2 separate regions of the Homo sapiens genome follow, and region 1 is linked to region 2. A link is an interaction called in ENCODE POLR2A ChIA-PET data of the cell type or tissue named here. Cell type or tissue: GM12878. All regions are shown on one strand.

What was found. ChIA-PET counts read pairs that join two places held together with the same protein. Peaks named below come from ENCODE experiments on the same cell type or tissue, not always from the same donor. Only the 100,000 strongest peaks of a DNase experiment are listed, where the experiment ranks them.
Region 1: POLR2A ChIA-PET joins it to region 2 with 5 read pairs; 6 of 35 experiments call an interaction of 5 or more read pairs at or near these places.

Annotation. Positions count from the first base shown.
Region 1 is chr9:5,533,107-5,538,106 of GRCh38, forward strand. PDCD1LG2 (programmed cell death 1 ligand 2) reads left to right here. Exons shown (of 7, transcript NM_025239.4): 3 at 1,639-1,944. The region is part of intron 1 of INCR1 (interferon stimulated noncoding RNA 1); the gene reads right to left. Among named protein-coding and RNA genes, the nearest start is that of PDCD1LG2, 25 kb to the left of the region's middle. In GM12878, no CTCF peak of the experiment used is centred here; no DNase peak of the experiment used is centred here; H3K27ac peaks cover 1,818 bases.
Region 2 is chr9:5,460,838-5,465,837 of GRCh38, forward strand. It overlaps CD274 (CD274 molecule), which reads left to right. Exons shown (of 7, transcript NM_014143.4): 4 at 1,997-2,284; 5 at 4,662-4,769. All of the region lies in intron 2 of INCR1 (interferon stimulated noncoding RNA 1), which reads right to left. Among named protein-coding and RNA genes, the nearest start is that of CD274, 13 kb to the left of the region's middle. In GM12878, no CTCF peak of the experiment used is centred here; no DNase peak of the experiment used is centred here.

The DNA.
Region 1 (5,000 bases), 72 kb after region 2:
ATTTGTTGAATGAATGATTTGATTGAATGAATGAATAAATGAATGAAGCAAGCTCTACTGAACATAATTTGATCTAATCTTCTGTGATTATTCAGAAACTACTTCAAGATTTTCCTATACCTCCATCATAATGAATACCCATTCATTAATGATGGAAGCAGCCTAATTTTGTCATTTTTCACACTTTATTGATGTAACACTACCTTTACTAGTTTGGCCACTCCTTATGCTTTTTTTATAGAACTATTTAGATCAATTCAACTTTTAAAAAATAAAGCCACATACCCCTGTGGTAGATGAAAAACAAGTATCATTTGCACTGGTAAATAGAGAATAGGAAGAAAAATAAATGCAGTGAAAATAAAGCAGTGTTATCAAATCCTACCCAGATACTGTTATCTACCCGGAAGCTTCCTGTTTGATTAAAAGGAAAAATAGCCAGTGTTAGAGGTGTGGAAGTCTAGTTGAAATTATATGCAATTGAAGGATTAAAATAGAATTGAAAAGGGAATAAATTCCTCTCTGAATAATTTAACTCCCTTTAGGCTTTGATTCTGCCTCATCTAAAATCATCTTACATACTTCTAGTGGCGTGTCCCTCACATTTTGGTAAACTCTGAGTGGAAACTACGGATTTTGTAGTCAAACATCTGACTGGCTCTGGATTTTAACTTTACTAACATATGTCCTGAAGTGAACTGCTTGGAGCCAGTTTCCTCAACTATATAACCATAATGACAAAACAGGTTTCACGGTCATGTTTTCAGTATTAAACAATATAGTTAAAAGTACCTAGCACAGTGCCTGGCATAGAACATACTAGATATACATTAAGTATCAGTTCCATTTTTCCTTTCCCTTTATTGTCAGAAAATAGAAAGCATCTACAGTGGGCTTGTATGATGTGGTGGTTAGAAATACCTGATCTGATTCTGGCTGTGCAATCTTGGGCAAGTTACTTAACCTTTTTGTGCCTCATTTTTGTTTTCTGAAAAAAAGGATAGAATATTATTACCTACCTTGCTGGCTTCTGGGAAGAAGCTCAGTGAGACGATGTGTTAGCAGAGTGTCTGACAATTGTAAGAATTCAACAAGTAATAGTTATTATTACCATCACTGGTGAGAGGAAGTGATACCTGGCACAAAAATATATGGATTAATCAATATGGATTGAGGGAAACAAACCTGGAGAATAGGATGTGAAGGTATTTAAGTAACATGAGCTCAGACCTTGATGGTAGGGAAGTCGAAAGGAAGCATTTTGTTCTTATATGACAGATGACCTGGAATGACTGCAGGGCTTGGGGGGTCAGGGACTGGAGGTGGGAGAGGCCTCTGAGAGCAAGCAGTGCTGTCCACCAGAAGCTCTTGCTGGGGTGCCCAGAGAGGAGCAAAGGGCAGTCAGCTGCACAGGAGGGAATGTTTGGAGGAGAGAGCCACCTCAGATCAGCGGGTCAAGAATCCCACTCTTGCCCAGATGGATGGGGCAAAGGAGAAAAAGGATTCGCCACGGGAATGTCCAGATAAGACAGGTGCCTTTTGGAAAATGGGGGTGAGATGGGTCTCAGGTTACACTTCGTAAGAACTGGAATGTAAAGTAAAGGCAGACAATGACAAAATATCTTGTTTTCTTTTCAGCTTTATTCACAGTGACAGTCCCTAAGGAACTGTACATAATAGAGCATGGCAGCAATGTGACCCTGGAATGCAACTTTGACACTGGAAGTCATGTGAACCTTGGAGCAATAACAGCCAGTTTGCAAAAGGTGGAAAATGATACATCCCCACACCGTGAAAGAGCCACTTTGCTGGAGGAGCAGCTGCCCCTAGGGAAGGCCTCGTTCCACATACCTCAAGTCCAAGTGAGGGACGAAGGACAGTACCAATGCATAATCATCTATGGGGTCGCCTGGGACTACAAGTACCTGACTCTGAAAGTCAAAGGTGAGTGGTGTCAAGGACTAGAATCCATGGAAGCATCTCTCCAACAGAGGATCTGCAAGTCACAGAAACCCATTAAAGGTAGCTCAAGCAAAAACAAGCAGGCTGCTTTTAAGGAGACAGCTATTTCAGAGAAAATGAAAGCATCTGCTCGGAAATAATTTTTGACATCTGAGTACAAAGCAGCCGAAGTACAAGTGAAAGGGGGTAGGACCTATAGGAATAAAATGGGACTGGAGGAAGCCAGGAAAATTAGTCCCTGAAATGTGGGAGGGTATGAAAAATAAGCTTTGCCTAATTCACAATTCTCCCATGGAACATCCCTGACTTGATTATTAAGATACTCTTTTTCAATAGTTTATACCCTGAATCCAGAGTTTTTAAAACCATGGTTTGCCGCCCATTCATGGATTAAAATATCAATTTAGTGAGTAGCAACCAGATGCACGTTTCCCGCCCTTTAAAAAATAATGTATAGAAGAGAATAGACAGAGTAGATCAGACGACATCACAGAGTAGGACTGAGTACTGTAAAACTAATTTCTGAGGGACGTGTGTGTGTGTGTGCGTGTTGGGTCATGGTATAAATTTTTTTTTTCTTACTTTGGATCATAAAAAGTTACAAGTTTGGAAAACACTGCTCAAATGCAAGCCCTATTTATTGCAGATGAAGTAGCTGAGATCCAGAGAAGGGAAGTGGGTAGCCCAAGAGAGTCCCATGAAGTCTATAGCTGTCCCTATTCCTCTGGATTCAGGGATCTCTCCACTCCAGCACAATTGAAAATCTAAATATAAAGAGAATCTTCACACTCTTGTTTGTTCTAGAAAAGGTGATTTGAGGAAAGACATATAACAACTATAAAAAATAGATTTTGCTTGTTCATTGGCTTATGGTCTCCAGGCTTGAATGCTCTGAGATAAATGATGCCAATATTTCTCTGGCCTCTTCCCCTCCCACGCATTGGACCTCAGATGGTCTGTACTGTCTTCTAGAGGGTTTGTGGGTTTTGGCCCCAAAAAACCATTAACCTTGGCAGAAAGTGTGTGACTTTATGATCTGGTACAAAGAAGGACAAACTAGAGGGACTGGACATGAGGATGAATATTGTGTTCGCCCTTATCCTTGGGCAGGTTATTTTGCCTTTCATAACCTCACATTTTGCTTATTTGTAGAAGACGAACAATAGTAGTACCAAACACACAGGATTGTTGTCAACATTGAGAGAGATAATGAACATAAAGAACTGAGCATGGTACCCGGCATATAATAAGTGTCCAGAGACTTGGTTAAAAGACCCTCAGTTGTTACAGGGGCAGTGACCTCCTCACACCTCAACCATCAATGAGTCACCAGGAAAGCCATTAGCCTAGATGTAACTGTTTTCTATCTTTATTGCATTTCCTACATCCAGGCAGCAGCTGGGAGGAACTCTAGAACACTGAAGTTTGTCTGAGTTCCCTTAATGTAAGGCTGTACATTCTCAGGATGCCTTGATGTACTCGAATATCTGCAACCCTAAATCACCACCTCTGTTTTTATTGATCTCTATCTGAATGCTGTATTAATGGGCCAGGCCTTCTGCCCATTCTCTCAAACTGAGAACTGTCTCTCATTCCTGGGGAGGCACCCTGCCTACTCCTTACCTAGATCAGGGATTTCTCAGTTGTGGAGAGATTTGTTCCTTATAGTGTTGGTCATCAAACTGGGATATTTGGGGATTACAAAGACTTTTCAAGGGATGTATGGGCACAGGCAGTTTTAGGAAGTGAGTTCCTAGATCCTCATCTTCCCCAAATACTCGTTCCCAAAATTGACGAGCCTGACAATGTGCATGCCAGGCAAGGCTCTTGGGGTTCCCCTAAAACACTTCCTCTTTTAAGCCTACCACTCACTCATCATGAATATAGTCCATTGTCCCAGGGTGTAAAACCCTCTATAGTGTTAAATAAAAGAATGATTGGGAACATTGACACCTGATGGAACTGTTATGACTAAAAACCCTTTTGCAAATAATGTGGTATCTAATTTTCTGCTTTCAACAAAATTGAAGGAGGCCCTTATAAAGTTAATAACTGATAATCAAAAATGAGTAATTTTTGCCATGTAAATCAGGTCAAAGAATGAAATGGCATTGCTGTAACGAAACTGCTTCCATTCCCATTGATTTACTCATACGAACAAGATTCCTTAGCCTTTATAAGCTACAAAAAAATGAAAAATAGAAATAGAATTGAGGCTGAATTCTATTATATAAAATCATTCCAACCATGTCATATGGTTCTTCGGATTCATGAATAATTTGGAAAAGAGAGCCATATCCATCTTATTAAGGGACACATTCCCAATAAATTTTCATCTTTCATGTTTAATAATTATCAATATTCATAACATTTTACATTTTGATCAAATATGTGTTAATAATAATAGAAATAAATGTCCAACAACGATAGACTGGATTAAGAAAATGTGGCACGTATACACCATAGAATACTATGCAGCCATAAAAAATGATGAGTTCATGTCCTTCGTAGGGACATGGATGAAGCTGGAAACCATCATTCTCAGCAAACTATCCCAAGGACAAAAAACCAAACACCGCATGTTCTCACTCATAGGTGGGAATTGAACAATGAGAACACATGGACACAGGGAGGGGAACATCACACACTGGGGACTGTTGTGTGGTCGGGGGAGGGGAGAGGGATAGCATTAGGAGATATACCTAATGTTTAATGACAAGTTAATGGGTGCAGCACACCAATATGGCACATGTATACATATGTAACAAACCTGCACGTTGTGCACATGTACCCTAAAACTTACTGTTAAAAAAAAAAATTAGATCTTAATGCAGAACACCCTGAACATTTAAAGCTTCATAGTCACAAGAGAAAAGTTTTCATTTCAATAGCTATAAATATTTTGTTGTTGTAAAGACATATAACGATAATCAATACAAAATCTGTCAAACAAAAATATGTTACATTAAGATAAAATTCTGTAGGGAAGGTGAAATTGGAAGTGAGTTTCAATGAATGAAAAGAAACAATTTAGACAG
Region 2 (5,000 bases):
CATGCACATTTGTGTGTAATTATAAAAATTTTACTTTCTGTTAATATATAAGTTGTATCATAAGAAACTGCCGTTTTTGAAGAGCAAAAAAAGGTTGAATGTTACCAGTTACATCTGGTTCAACCTAATAGACATTTGTACAAAAACAGACATTTTAAGAGGTTGAAATAAAAATTTAATAAACAATATTTTCAGTTTTTACTAATTGTGATGCTTCACTATCATTAGCTAATATGTCAAGGCATAATATACCTTAGGGTGAACTTTATCATTAACAAAGGTGGATGGTGTCAATAATCTTGAGGTTTGTGTTTTTTTATATAACACTGCGAGGTCTAATTAAGTACTTACTGTTTACCACCTCATACAGTGGCCGATAAAAAGTGTCACTTCTGCTGTTTCCTCTGGGTTGTGCTTGAATTATTAGTATTATCTTCAGTCCTCAGTTTCTTTGTGGGAAACTTTTTAATTAGTTGTTTAATTTTGTAAGATGGTTAGTTTAGTCAAAATTAGATAAGAGAATTTGAAAATCCGTAGCTACCCCAAAGCAACCTACACATAAGAACTATTATTTTTGTGTTTTGAAATCATAATTTTATTGATTTCCAGTGTTTCCACTGGTAGTGGTTTCATTGATATAGGAGTATCAAAACATCACTCATTATTTATTTCAGTTTCATTTGATCCTAGCCGTTTTGTATTAACTCTCTGTGAAGAAATTACCTCACAAATCTATTGCTGTCCTTGGTAAAGGAATGGAGAATTAAGGCTCTAGATCATTAGTGGTTACACTATAGTATTAGAAGTAAAAAAAAGATTATACCAACAAAATAAGAACATGTTAATGTACTTGTAATGAATAAACATGAATAAAGCTCTTATGCTATATAGGTGCACTAAACAATCTACTAGAATTGTCAGCAAACTACGTATCTTAATCCTGAAAGGGTCCCAAACCAATGATCTAAAATTGAATCAAACTTTCTTCCTTGAGCATAATTACTTAAATGATTTATTAAAATAGCCAGCATTTAAAAGCTTAAAATGTAAATATCATAATGTGGTATCCTAGATAGCATCCCAGAACAGAAAAAGGATATTAGGGAAAAACTGGAGGAATGGAATAAATTATGCAGTTTAGTTATTAATAATGTACTAACGTCCTTAGTTATGACGATTGTACCATGGTAATGTAAGATACTAACAATAGAGGAAACCGGGTAAGGAGTATACAGTAACTCTATACTATCTTTGCAACTTTTTTGTAAATTTAAAACTTCTAAAATAAAGAACAAATTTAAACATTAAAAAGTATCACCAGGAACATATATCACTGTTTACAGATGAAATACTATGTATTTTCATATCTAATTTCTGATCATTGACTTCAAATCAGAAAAGTGAATGACACCTCAAAATCAGGTTTTCTGTTTACTGAAGTCTAAGAAAAGAAAGCATACCAGCTGGAGAGATTCATGTTTATAAAGACAGATTTATAACAACAAAAATAAAATATCCAAGAATAAATTTAAGAAGAAGCACTTTACTGAGAAACATATGAAAACCTGAACAAATGGAGAGGGATATTTTGTATTTGAATAGAAAGACTTCTGGTTTAAAGATAATTCTCTTTAAATTATTTTTTGTAGAAATTTAAGGGGTACAAGAGCAGTGTTGTCACATGGATATATTACATAGTGGTGAAGTCTGGGGTTTTAGTGTAAATTAATCTTTACATTTTGTTTGAGCCCAATAAATGTACCAACATGATTTTTATAGAAAGATAGTCATTCCTATTAATCCAAACTTGTCCCAACTTTGAATTGAATTGAGGCAGAGCTAGCAGGTGTTCCCCACGGCTGAGGCATCTGAACATTAAGCATATCCCTCTGAGAACCAGCCTGCATTGATACTCTTTCTAATGTGGACAGCATCAAGCTATGTACGTAGTTCTGTGCTCAGCAAAAGCCCTGACTTCTTTTTGTTTATGTCCTAGCCCCATACAACAAAATCAACCAAAGAATTTTGGTTGTGGATCCAGTCACCTCTGAACATGAACTGACATGTCAGGCTGAGGGCTACCCCAAGGCCGAAGTCATCTGGACAAGCAGTGACCATCAAGTCCTGAGTGGTAAGACCACCACCACCAATTCCAAGAGAGAGGAGAAGCTTTTCAATGTGACCAGCACACTGAGAATCAACACAACAACTAATGAGATTTTCTACTGCACTTTTAGGAGATTAGATCCTGAGGAAAACCATACAGCTGAATTGGTCATCCCAGGTAATATTCTGAATGTGTCCATTAAAATATGTCTAACACTGTCCCCTAGCACCTAGCATGATGTCTGCCTATCATAGTCATTCAGTGATTGTTGAATAAATGAATGAATGAATAACACTATGTTTACAAAATATATCCTAATTCCTCACCTCCATTCATCCAAACCATATTGTTACTTAATAAACATTCAGCAGATATTTATGGAATATACCTTTTGTTCCATGCATTGTAGTACTCATTGGATACACATAGAATAATAAGACTCAGTTCACACTCTTCAGGAAACAGATAAAAAACTAAGAAACAAACAAAAAACAGGCAATCCAACACCATGTGGGAAATGCTTTCATAGCCGGGAAACCTGGGGAATACCTGAGAGGAATACTCAATTCAGGCCTTGTTTCAGGAATCCAAATCCTGGCACATCAGAGCTGCTTCCCTCTTTCCAGGGTGGCAGGAAATAAATGGAACATATTTTTCTATCTTATGCCAAACATGAGGGACCCTTTCTCCCCGGTGCCTCTCCCAAGGTAGTCTACAATATTTCAACTCTAGCAGTCTGCTTAGTGCATAGAACATGAGGCTGTGTGTCCCTGGGCAAATTACTAGACTTCTGTGTGCTTCACTTTCCCTGTAGGATTATAATCTACTGAGCAAGCTTATTGTAAGGGTCAGATTAGCAACAGTGTATGAAAATGATTTGAGACCATTGCCTGCACAAATTCAACTATTTTTTTTTATCTCACTACTCTACAGAAGTAGGTAGGGTGGGAGACAGAGTCTGATGAGAGGCTCAGAATGTGAAAGAAAGTGAGGCGAGTGAGCATGATATTTAATATAAACACAAAGATATTCTGAGAAGAGCTGCTCACTGCCCCCTCCCCCAATACATGTTGATAGGAAAATGCCACGTACTTCAGCAAAAACAACTGAAAAATTAGATAGAAAAGTCAATCAATAGGAAAAGATAATCCAGGACGGTGTTGTGAACAGAAAGAGGGGGAAAAAACTTTAGAAAATGATGGGGATGCTCTTACTGGGGTACGAGTCCTCAGGTATTGAACTGGCTTTCAGTAAAAGCTAGATTAGTGGGTTCCTGCCATTTACAAGCTGTTTTATGACAACTTACTTGTTGGGTGGCCTACAGTAACTCACCTAACTGCACTGAGTCTGTTTCCTCATCTGTAAATTGGGGATTTTTTTTTAAATACCTGGCATGCCTAACTCATAAAGTTGTTCTGAAACTGAAATAAAACATACGTGAACAGGCATTGTAAACTGTAAGTTACGGAAAAAGCTGGCTGTTGTTGTGTCTTTAAAGTTTCACCTGGGTAGTCAAAGATGGATCATGGGTCTCAGTGGAGAGCTGAGCCAGGCAGGAGCTGACTAAGGGTGAGAGGTGGGAGTTAGCAGCCTCTGAACATCTGTGTACCATGGGACCCCCTTTCCTCCTGCATGGTACCCCAGACAAGGAGCCTAGTAAGAGATACTAATGGCTTGTTGTCCAGAGATGTTCAAACTGCAGAGAAAGATAAGACAACAAGCATTGGCCTCCAATCATGATGACAGATAGGAGGAGGTGGGAGCTCCTTAGCAGTGCTGGTTGGCCTTCCATGTTCTACTGTGGGCCATCTCTGCCATGTACTGTAGGCTACTAGCTTCTATATTAAAGAATGCAAGAGGGGCCAGGAGCGGAGGCTCATGCCTGTAATCTCAGCACTTTGGGAGGCCAAGGTGGGCAGATCACTTGAGGTCAGGAGTTTGTGACCAGCCTGGCCAACATGGTGAAACTCTGCCTTTACTAAAAATATAAAAATTAGCTGGGTGTGGTGGTGTGCACCTGTAATCCCAGCTACTCGGGAGACTGAGGCACAAGAATTGCTTGAACCTGGGAGGCGGAAGTTGCAGTGAGCCCAGATTGCGCCACTGCACTCCACCCTGGGCAACAGAGAAAGACTCTGCCTCAAAAAAAAAAAAAAAAAGCAAGAGGAAGTGAAATAATCAAGGCCGCCATTTAATAGTGAGCAGCCACTCCATGTGGTACTGTGCAAGCACATTATAAATATTAGCCTCACAAGAAATGTATTAGCATTTGTATTTTGTACACTGGTTAAGTATCTTGCCCAAGACCTCAAAACTGGTTAAGGGCAGCAGAATTTAGCCCCAGCACCACCTTTTCAAAGCCTGGGCTTCTCACACTTCTCCATGCTGTTCCCATTTTAACACAGGTATCTCGCCATTCCAGCCACTCAAACTTTGGCATTTAAGAAAATTATCCTAAAGCTAAACTAAACTTCAAGGATGACCATTCTCCTGACCCCTTCCCATCAAAATTTTATCTTTAGTCAGTTTGTTTTCGTTTTGTTTTGTTTTTCAGAACTACCTCTGGCACATCCTCCAAATGAAAGGACTCACTTGGTAATTCTGGGAGCCATCTTATTATGCCTTGGTGTAGCACTGACATTCATCTTCCGTTTAAGAAAAGGTAGTATTTCCTTAATTGCAGTGGTCTCCACTGGGGGTGAGGAAGGGGTGAGAATTGGATCATGGCTGCAAGGAAACCCGACTTAACCTCTGCAAGGTGGTGCAAAGGCATTCCACTGTTCAACAGCAATTATATTGAAGCTGAGTGGGATCACTGGGTGAAGATGAAGCGTAAGGGGTGAGGGGCAGGAGAATGGGTATGGATGGAGGTAGAAGATGCAGTGTCATACAG